Regions from separate parts of the Homo sapiens genome. Here region 1 is linked to region 2. The links are chromatin contacts, found by Hi-C or POLR2A ChIA-PET in ENCODE. All regions are on one chromosome and are shown on one strand. Each heading gives the region's core, a stretch centred on a gene start or an enhancer-like site at or near the end of the contact. The rest is flanking DNA. Distances are from core to core; before and after follow the strand shown. Region 1 holds the start of CCDC15 (coiled-coil domain containing 15). Region 2 holds the start of SC5D (sterol-C5-desaturase).

What was found. A loop is a pair of places that touch in the nucleus more often than their neighbours do. ChIA-PET counts read pairs that join two places held with the same protein, here RNA polymerase II (POLR2A). Pooled maps may share reads with other maps.
Region 1: a loop to region 2 is called in a map of naive thymus-derived CD4-positive, alpha-beta T cell, with 9 times the contacts of the local background. The contact joins the promoter of CCDC15 here to the promoter of SC5D in region 2. A Hi-C loop is called at or near these places in 1 of 168 maps with a recorded cell type or tissue (naive thymus-derived CD4-positive, alpha-beta T cell) and 6 of 50 pooled maps. POLR2A ChIA-PET finds 5 or more read pairs at or near these places in 1 of 52 experiments (T-cell).

Annotation. Positions count from the first base shown.
Region 1 is chr11:124,952,549-124,957,201 of GRCh38, forward strand. CCDC15 (coiled-coil domain containing 15) reads left to right here and starts at 1,654. Exons shown (of 16, transcript NM_025004.3): 1 at 1,654-1,822; 2 at 2,176-2,361. The coding sequence starts at 2,185. CCDC15-DT (CCDC15 divergent transcript) reads right to left here and starts at 1,443. Exons shown (of 3, transcript XR_948134.3): 1 at 934-1,443. RefSeq lists an enhancer at 1,314-1,857.
Region 2 is chr11:121,290,847-121,296,084 of GRCh38, forward strand. SC5D (sterol-C5-desaturase) reads left to right here and starts at 1,925. Exons shown (of 5, transcript NM_006918.5): 1 at 1,925-1,970. RefSeq lists enhancers at 1,667-1,716, 4,430-4,971, 4,972-5,238 and a silencer at 1,887-1,936.

The DNA of each region.
Region 1 (4,653 bases), core at 404-2,903, 3.7 Mb after region 2:
AGGATTTATTCTTTTATCTGTCTATATTCAACCCCTTGATGACTCCATCCAGTCTCATGGCTTTAAATCTACAGGCTAACGACTCTTAGATTTATATTTGTAGCCCAGAACCCTTCTCTGAGCTCCAGACACTTTTTCTCATACTATCTTCTCGGATGTTGATTAGATAAAACTTTATCTGCCCCAAACTGAACTCCTGATCTTCCCCTTTCCAAATCTACTCCTTCCACCATCTTCACTATCTCAGTAAATAGTAATTTCATCCTGACAGCTGCTCAGGATGAAACCCCTAGTTTTCCTTGACATCTCTCCCTCACACAATCCATATCCAAACCTTCAACAGATCCTGAAAGTTTTGCCTCCCAAATAGATACAGAATCCAACCACTTATCATCATCTCCACCACTACCTCCTTGATCCAAGACATCACAATCCCTTAACTGAATTATTGCAATAGCCACCTAATTGGTCTTCTTTACAGTCTATTCTCACTACAGCATTCGGAATTATTATTTTTTTAATTTTGTCACATTATGGTGTTCCTTTGCTCCAAACCTTGCTCCAGTGGCTCCCCATCTCAACACCTATGGTGGCTTACGATGTTTGATCGGATTGCCTGCTTGACCTACTGTCTCAGCATTCTTCCACTCTCCCTCTGCTCCAGTCACACTATCCTCCTGACTTTTTCTCAACCAGGCAATGCTTCCACCTTGGGGCGTTTATACTTGCTGTTATATCTGGAACATGTTTATAAAGCCTCCGTTGAAGAGCACAGTGGCTTCTTCCATTAACTCATTTAAGTCTTTGCTGAAAAGTATCTCAGTGCAGCTTCTCTGGACGTTCTAATATTTCATCCCTCCAATCCCCACCCTGCCCACCACACTCCCTATCCGCTTTCTTTGCTTTTACTCCACATCACACACATTTACTTACTCATTGTTTATTCGCTTATTTCCCCTCACTCTATTGTGAATTCCCTGAGCAGGGATATTTGTTTCGTTCATAGCTATGTATCTCCGGTGCTTGGAACAGTACTGGTTTATAAAAAGTTAGTAGTAATGTATGTTAATCGAATGAATAAATTATCCTACAGAGATAATTGAGTGTCTCTGGATTACAGCAGAGCTTGCAGCAGAGAGGGAGACCACTCAACAGGCCGTGATGTCCAAATATAATAAGATGTATGAAACAGTACTGTAAAATTAGCTGCACAAAGGATCCGAAAAATTTGTTAGCTTAGTTTGTTTCTCCAGGAAGCCGTGCCAGGCTCGCCTCCCTCTTTCATTCTTTTCCCGTGATTCCCTCTACTGGGACTCCTGACCCTCCTAGTCGCCAGATCACAGGCCCAACGCATCCCTTTCCGGAGGGATTTAGGAAGTCTCGGCGTTGGTCCAGGAACGACAGTCCCACCGCGCCTCACATGGCGCATTACCCAGCGACTCCGCTTACCCACACGTCCCCGCCCCCTCAGCCGGACAGGAAGAGGAAATGACGATACCTCGGGCGCTCGAAACTCCACCTCTCACGCCTTCCCAGCTCCGGGAGGGGACGCGGGCTCCGGAAAGGGCGGGCATAAGGCTACGGATGGGCGGGACGGAGCAGCCCACCGCAAAGTGGCGGTCTACTTGAGGCGGTTACCTTAGTACTCCGAGTAGACTGAGTCTGTGGCGAGCTGCGGGCCGATTCCTGGCCAGTGCCATCTCAGCCGGAGCAGGCCTCGGGGCCTCAGAAGCAGGCTTTTATCTGGCCCGAGGCTCCCAGCCGTTCAGCGCGTCTTCCCATAACCTATACCGATTATTGGGACTCTCGGCTGCAGACACAGGTCCCCGCCCCTCCCTCTTTCTCCGGGTTGCAGCTGTCATTCCTCCCTTCCCGCCTCGCTGCGCCCACAGCTGAGGACAGTCTTCGTTCTCTCATTCCCATCCTTTCTCTTCCCTCTCATCGCCATTTCTTCTAGAAGGCAACTTAAAAACCTTTCTTTGCCTCTTTATTTCTTCCCATTTCTCTTCCCTTCTTTTCTTCCTTTTTCTCTAGAATCCGTGTGTTTCCACTTCATGCCAGGCTTCTGCCTCCAGGGCTTCTCTCCTTTTCACGGGCCTGTGGCTCATGTGTTAGGAGGTTGAACTTTTAATGCAGTCATTTGAAGATTTTAAGCTTTTTCTTTCTCCTAATCAGGAGTCACAGATGCTGGGAAGTATGGCCCGAAAGAAACCTCGAAATACCTCAAGGTTGCCCCTGGCTTTAAACCCCCTGAAGAGCAAGGACGTGTTGGCAGTGCTGGCTGAGAGGAACGAGGCTATAGTACCAGTTGGGGCATGGGTGGAACCTGCCTCACCAGGTAGTTCGGAAATCCCAGCATATGTGAGTGTCAGTTTGATCCAAATATGGTGGGGTTCCCCACCACCCTTTTTATTAGCCTTCTCTAATCCTGGGTGCTTAAAGATGAACAGTCCGAGGATGCTGTTTCTATTCTGCCATAAATAGTTTATGCTCTTGCATTAGGATTATAGAACAAGTATTTGCCAAAACTTGACTGCAGCTTTAGTTGGCATAATCAAATATTTATTACTCACCTACTATAATATATAGAGCATAATCTACATGGAACAGGTTATATAGATATATATCTGTATATCAGTTTACTTCAGACTCTTGATTGCTTGTTATGCCCAAGACATAAGCACTATCTACATCTTCCAGACACTGCAACTTAGTATGGATGATAGTTGGCATACTTCAAGTAACATTAATTGGTTGCTTAAGGTTTATGATAAATTTTGTAATGAGGATTCAGGCAAAATGGAGTAATAGAATAAAGGAGAAAGAGATGAACTCTGATAATCTGAGAAAGTCTAACTAGAAATTCCATGGTTTCTGATAGTCTTTCACCAAACTGTGCCCCTTAGCTATTTGTTCAAATTTAACTTGGCACTTACCACATTGTGTTATAGTAGATTGTTTATATATCTTTTCCTGATGCAGTGTGAGCTCCTTGAGCGTAGAGAACAAATGTCATTTATCATCACATTCCCACTTTTATCTTAAATACTGCCTAATCAATATAGACACTCATGAAGTATTTATGAAAGGCACAAAATGTCTTCTGTATGTGTAGACAAGGTGCTGAACATGGATGAAAAAAGGATGAGATATGTTCCCTCAGTGTACTTGATCTCAGAAGAGAAATGAGATGTGTTTAAATGTTAAAGTAATGCAATATACTATATTCATTTTATTTATGTTTGCACATATGTATGTATATTCATTGATTTATTCCTACCCTGCCTATTTCCAAAAAGGATTTTAAGAGTCTAGGTGGTATCTCTATCTAAGTTCTAAGAATATAATGCTCAATCAAGAAGCTATGACGTTGGGTTGATGTGACCCAGGAAAGTGTAATGAAGAATTTGATCGGAGAAGGGAAGGGAATGATTCTCCTATTAAGGAGAATGAGGAGAGTAAGAAGTAAGCAAGGTTCAGGATTCTAAGGGTAGATTAGATCGATTGGAGTGGAAAGCTTAGTAGGAGAATGGTTGCTGACAGGATTATGGAAAATAGGGATGGTAGAGTACCTTAGGAAATTTTGGAGAAGGGATTGACTTTGTTTAATATTTACAGGTGAATGTCATGATCAACCAGTGTTTTCTTTAGATGAATTGCTTCAAAGGTTTTGAAGGATAGGGAGTGATTGGATCCTGGGGATAAATTAGAATATAATTATAATAATTTAAGCATGGAGTATAGCATCGAAACTTTGTTAGTGGTAAGAAATAGAGAAGAACAGCCTTGAAAAAGGATGATTGAAGTGCTTGAGCCCACGAATTGTAGGCTGCAGTGAACTATGATCATACTACTGCACTCTAGCCTGGGCAATAGAGTGAGACCCCATCTCTGGAAAAAAAAAAGGAGTGGAATGAGAAGGGATGAATGCAGGAAACACCCCACAAGACTTGGTAAGATTTGGTATAAAGATATTTTGGTATTTAAGTTGTTGACACCTCTTTGTAATTGCTCAAATTACATCTGTATAATATCAGTAGTGTCAACATGCCTAAAATTTGACACCATCAAACTTTTTCTATGTTAAGAAGTATTGACTATCGTATTCACACACATTAACTCAAAATATTAAAGTCTTGGAACATGGATAAACATATCTCCTTTTCCTGATTTAAAAATTTCTGATCAGTTCCAGCCAAAGGGAGTTTGATCAAGCATCTAATAGAACTCCTTATAGCTTTAGCATATCTAGTCTGGGTATCCACCCTTATTAACGGATATAGCTCTGTCAGCTCAAAATAAATGCTGAATAGTTACTTCTAAAGCTTGGCCCTTAGATCATGTCTGTTCTAAAGGGGAACTTCTACTCATTTTTCTCCCCAAAATTTCAGGGGGCCATCAGGATTCCTAAAAATGTCATAGCTTTAGACTACCTCCCCCCAATAATTATTAATAAATTAGCATCAAAAGACACTGCTGTTCTATCATCATATATGGGATTGCATTATTTTATAATTTGTTCTGGTTACCTTTTGCTGTGTAACCAACCACCCCAGAACTTAGTGGTATAAAGCAAATAATACTATGTAACAGGAATTTGAGCAGGGTACAGTGGTAATGGCTTGTTTCTGCCCCATAGTGTCTGGGACCTCA
Region 2 (5,238 bases), core at 675-3,174:
TGAGTTCATGTCTTTTGCAGGGACATGGATGAAGCCGGAAGCCATCATTCTCAGCAAAATAACACAGAACAAAAAACCAAACACCACATATTCTCATTGAGTATGTGGGAGTTGTTCAACTGTGGGAGTTGAACAATGAGAACACATGGACACAGGGAGGGAAACATCACACACCGGGGCCTGTCAGGGGGTGGAGGGCAAGGGGAGGGAGAACATTAGGACAAATAACTAATGCATGCAGGGCTTAAAACCTAGATGACGGGTTGGAAGGTGCAGCAAGCCACCATGGCACATGTATACCTATGTAACAAACCTGCACGTTCTGCACATGTATCCCAGAACTTAAATAATAATTAAAAAATACACTTAAATTTATTTTTAAACAAGATTGTTCTCTTGAGGTTAACTTATTACTACTTTGAGTTGTCAGGAGTGATTGCAAATTTCTTGGGAATCCCTAAGTCACCAAGAATAAAGACCACTTGTAATAGCTAAGGCATATTCAACAATAAAATTCTAGAGATTCAGGATATTTGATGTTTGCTTATAACATTTCACTTTTGAGCTTTTATTCGTTTAATAAATGTTTTATCATCTATGCTCAATAACATTTTAAAGTGTCCATTCAAATCATTTCATTGGGCAAAACAATGTTCCTTCCCTAATTTCCCTCATCAGAATAGCCATTTTGTCTCTGTGCTCAGCCTATACCACCAATTACTGTTTATTTCCTGTCCTTGTAATAAGCAACATAGTTATTTATACATGCCCATTTCTCCCACAGCACATAAGCTTTTTAAGGTTGGGAACCATGTCTTTGTCATTATTGTAACATCTCTTTCCATTCCCGGTGTTCAGTACGATGTGTTAAACGAAGTAGACACTCAAAACTTTTTAAAATTTATTTTTATTTATATAATGAGTCTTTTTTAAAAAAACCACCTACACTATTTTAAATTCATTTGAACTTTGTCCAGTATCCTATGTACATTTGAAGTTTAACTACCGGAAAAGTCTTTTGAAGGCAGATCGAATCATGTTATTTTTTTCCCTTAAAAATCCCTCATTTCTGTCATGTATTCCCCATATTATTTATGTAATAGGTAAAGTGGCCCAGTTTGCCACTTTGAAGTTGCTGAGCTGGTATCACAAGTCAGTCCCCTCTGTTTTAATCTCTGTTTAAGGAAAGTCACTCTGAAACGACAGATCTTTTGGTTCCTTATTTCTGCTTTCCTCCGTCCTCTTCTGCCTGTGAAGCCACCCTCCTCTGCTCAGCTCTGTTTCAGGAAATCGGAGCTGCTCGATTCATGTGTAGCAAATCAAAGCCAATTAGATCTGCGTTAACCTTGGTTTTCAACAACTTGTATCGTGAAAAGGTTTCTGTCCATGTTTACCCTCATCTTGTCACCATTTAGACCCCTACATACACCGGCTCGCGGAGCCTCCAGCCATTCAGCGCTAGAAAATCGGGGGGACTACGTCTTAAAACCTTGAGCACCTGTTTGGGAACATCTGCACCTCCTCCCTTGAGGGAGAAAACGACCCAGACATTCGCGTCAAAGGAAGTGTCGTCTATTTCCCTCAACGCAGGGCACCCGTTCTAGGAATGTTTGTATAAACACCGTAAACCTGCCTGGTACCACCATGAATGACACAAGAGCTAGTTTAAAAAGAAAGCAAAGAAACAAACGCAAAACCCGAAACCGCATCCTCCACCGCAAAGGTACTCGGATGGGGCGCCCGCCCTCCCCTTAGTCAGAGGACAAAGGGGGCGTGGCCGAGCGCGCGGCGCCCACGTGACCGCGGAGAGCTGCGCGCAGGCCCTTCGCGCGATCTGCCGTCATATCAGCTTATGGCGCCGGTCGCTGATTGGCTGGCCGCTCCAGCCTCCCGGCCCGCTTGCTGGCTGCCCAGCTGCTAGGACAGTTTGCAGAGCAGTGGCGTGCGGAGCGGCGGCGGACCACCTCCAGGTGGGGACGGTGGGTGGGCGGGGAAGGAAGCGGAATACACCTGAGCGGGCTGGGCCGGGGGGCGATGGAATAAAAGAAGATGGAGAGACTTCAGCGCCTGGGACTCGGGTGGGCGAGGCGGAAGGTGTCCTCGCAGCACGGCTTTTCTCCGCGCCGCGGTTGGTTAGCGAGTGCCCTCTGGGTGCTAGGCGTTGGGCGGATGGTAGGATCGCGGTAGCATACGGATCCGAGTCCTGCGCCGAGTGAGAGGAGAGGCTGGCAGGTAGCCTGGCATCCCGAAGACTGGCGGCGAGGGCTGGGCCGGGGGACCTCGGGGCCTGGAGGGCTGCGCCACCTGGGAGTCCGGGCGGAGGGGCCTTCCGCTCGCGCTGGGAGGGATCGCGGGGCCGATAGGGAGGCCTGGACTTGAAGGAGCCGACCGTGGACGGGCTTAAAGAAAATGCAGTGTTTGATGTTGGGTGTTGCAGATCTCTTACTCAAGGGAATTCTGGTCTGGCTGCTGAACACGAATGCTTTACTTTTCCCTTCGTTCTGGGAGGGTTTTTTTCTTTTAAAGGCCAGAAGAATCAGGCTGAAGAACTGGTCGGTATCAGAACTCCTGACCATTGCAAGCCTCTGTTGCTGCGGCGTAATTAGAATGAAGGGACAGCAATCTGGGGCTGAGGAGACTGAAAGGAAAAGGGAAATAATCTGTTCCTTTTGCATCATAAAAGGAAAAATAATGTATACTGACATCCCTGTGTTACAGCAGAGTAGATTTGGAGGTGGTGTAAGTGAAGAAAACAAGACCTCAGTACATAGAGTTTCCAAACTGGAAAGTTTGTGGCAGCTCGGTACTTTTAGAGGAAACCCTCTGGAAGTTATTTGTCTTTATATCACTATCATTTTTTAAAGTTTCTAATGATTGATACCTAGTAAATAATAACTGATCCTTGATCATTTACAGAGTGCTTTTCCATTCGTTATGTAATGTAATTAATTAGCATGGGGTGGTACTCAGAATCCCTCATCTGCATATAAAACATCTTGAGAGATAACATAACGTGGTAGCAAAGAGAAAGGTTGTGGAATGTACATCCCAGCTGGTTTTTTCTGTTATTGTTGCTTGCTACTGAACAAGTTATTTAAATACTCTGACCTCAGTTTCCCTATCTATAAAGTGGGGAGCATAGAAGTACCTATCTCATAGAGGTATAGGGATTAGATGAGGTTATACAAAAATAATACCTGGTTCTCAATAAATATTAGCTATCATTTTCTATACTTTTAAAGTAGGGCAAAAAGATAATGGTAGACTGAGTTGTTCTAAGCCTAATATTGTTATTATAACTGAGTTTTAAGAAGAAGTTTCTTTAATTCTGCAAGGACAAAGTATTTAAGTTTCTGTTTGAAGCAGTGGTACTTAATTTAGGGTCCTTGGGACCCCTAACTTCAGGGCTTATAACCCCTTAAAATTATATGAGCTTGTAGAGGCACTGAACATTTTTAAAAATTCAGGAGTTGACGACTTGAAGTAGTGGTGAAGAGGCTATAGAACTTGGCAGAAGTTCACGTACTTTGCAACTAGATTGTGTGTATTTGAATCCTAGCTCCAGCATTTATTTACTCTTATGACCCTATGCAAGTTACTTAAAATTTCTGTGCCCAGCTTCTTCATCTATAAAATAATACTAGTACCTACCTTTGAGGCTTCTTGAAAGGGAAAATTAGTTAATATATTTAAAATATTTATATTACCTAGTATATATTAAATATTACTATCAACTACTGTCAGTTATTTTTCAAACAAAAATCAAGTGGCACCTATTTTATCTTCTATTGAAGTAATTTTGACGCATTTTTGACGGCCTTAACAGTGATAATCATATAGATGCTATTTTATTGAGTACCTTTCTTGGGTCAAATGTCAAAAGTCTACTTAGTCTCTAAACCTCACAGCAATCAAACATGTTTGTGTTCTTTTTGGTTGCACGATACTATTCTAGGTATTGTATTGAAGTAGGGCCACATGGCACTGTGGGGAACATGTAGATTGGCTCATCAGCTGTTACCAACCTTTAGTGATATAGCAATATCCTTTTCAATTATTAAATGTTTATGTTATCTGATATTACGTAGTACCCTGTCCCTGCTACACCACCTCCCTTGGCAGTCTTCACCCCTATAACTTCAACTACTACCTGTATACTAACCAGGCTCGCTTTTGAACTTCACATTTATATTTACATGTGGCCTATTGCTTATATCTAAGATAGAAGATGAGCCACAGATAATTAGGTTTTAAGATCTACATTGAACCCGTTTTGAACCCCAGATATCTGAGACAGGTCTCAGTCAATTTAGGAAGTTTATTTTGCCAAGGTTAAGGATTCACCCGTGACACAGCCTCAGGAAGCCCTGACAATATGTGCCCAAGGTGGTCGGGGACACAGTTTGCTTTTATACATTTTAGGGAGACATGAGACATCAATCAATATGTGTAAGAAGTACATTGGTTGGGTCTGGTAAGGCGGGACAACTCACAGTGGGGGCTTCCAGGTTAGAAGCAGATAAGAGACAAAGGTTGCATTATTTTGAGTCCTTGATTAGCCTTCCACTGAATGCACACATTTCGTCTGGCTCAGTGAATCTGCATGTTTACATAAACAATAGGGCAGAGGAAGCAATCAGAAATCCATTTGTGTCAGGTGAGCCTCAGAGGGATGACTTTGAGTCCTGTCTGTCCTTTATCCACAAAGGAATTTTCTGAGGGCAAATTGTGAGGGAGGGATGTAGCTTCTCATCCTTGTAGCTGTCTTATTTAGGAATAAAGCGGGAGGCAGGTTTGCCTAACATAGTTCCCAGCCTGACTTTTCTCTTAGCTTAGTGATTTTGGAGTCCCAAGATTTATTTTCTGTTCACACCATCATTCCTTACCCACCCCCTATTCCTACCCTACCCAAATCTGCTAGCTCTGCCAGTATTCCCTATTTCAATTACAATGACATCACCATCTACTTAGACCAGCTAAAGTCTCACAGTCATCCTAGATTTCTCTCTCTTTCACTTCCCAGCAAACGTGGGTTATCCAAATCCTGTGGGTGTTTTTACTTGCGCGAAATCTCTGCTGGCTAGTCTTAACAGCCACTGCCCGAGGTCAGGCTATCATTTTCTCTGGGTTATTCTACCACAGGAACAACCAAACTAGTCTCCCTGCTTCTCACCGATAACCCATATTTCTTTTCTTTCCTTTTTTATAGTGACGGAGTCTTGCCGTGTTGCCCAGGCT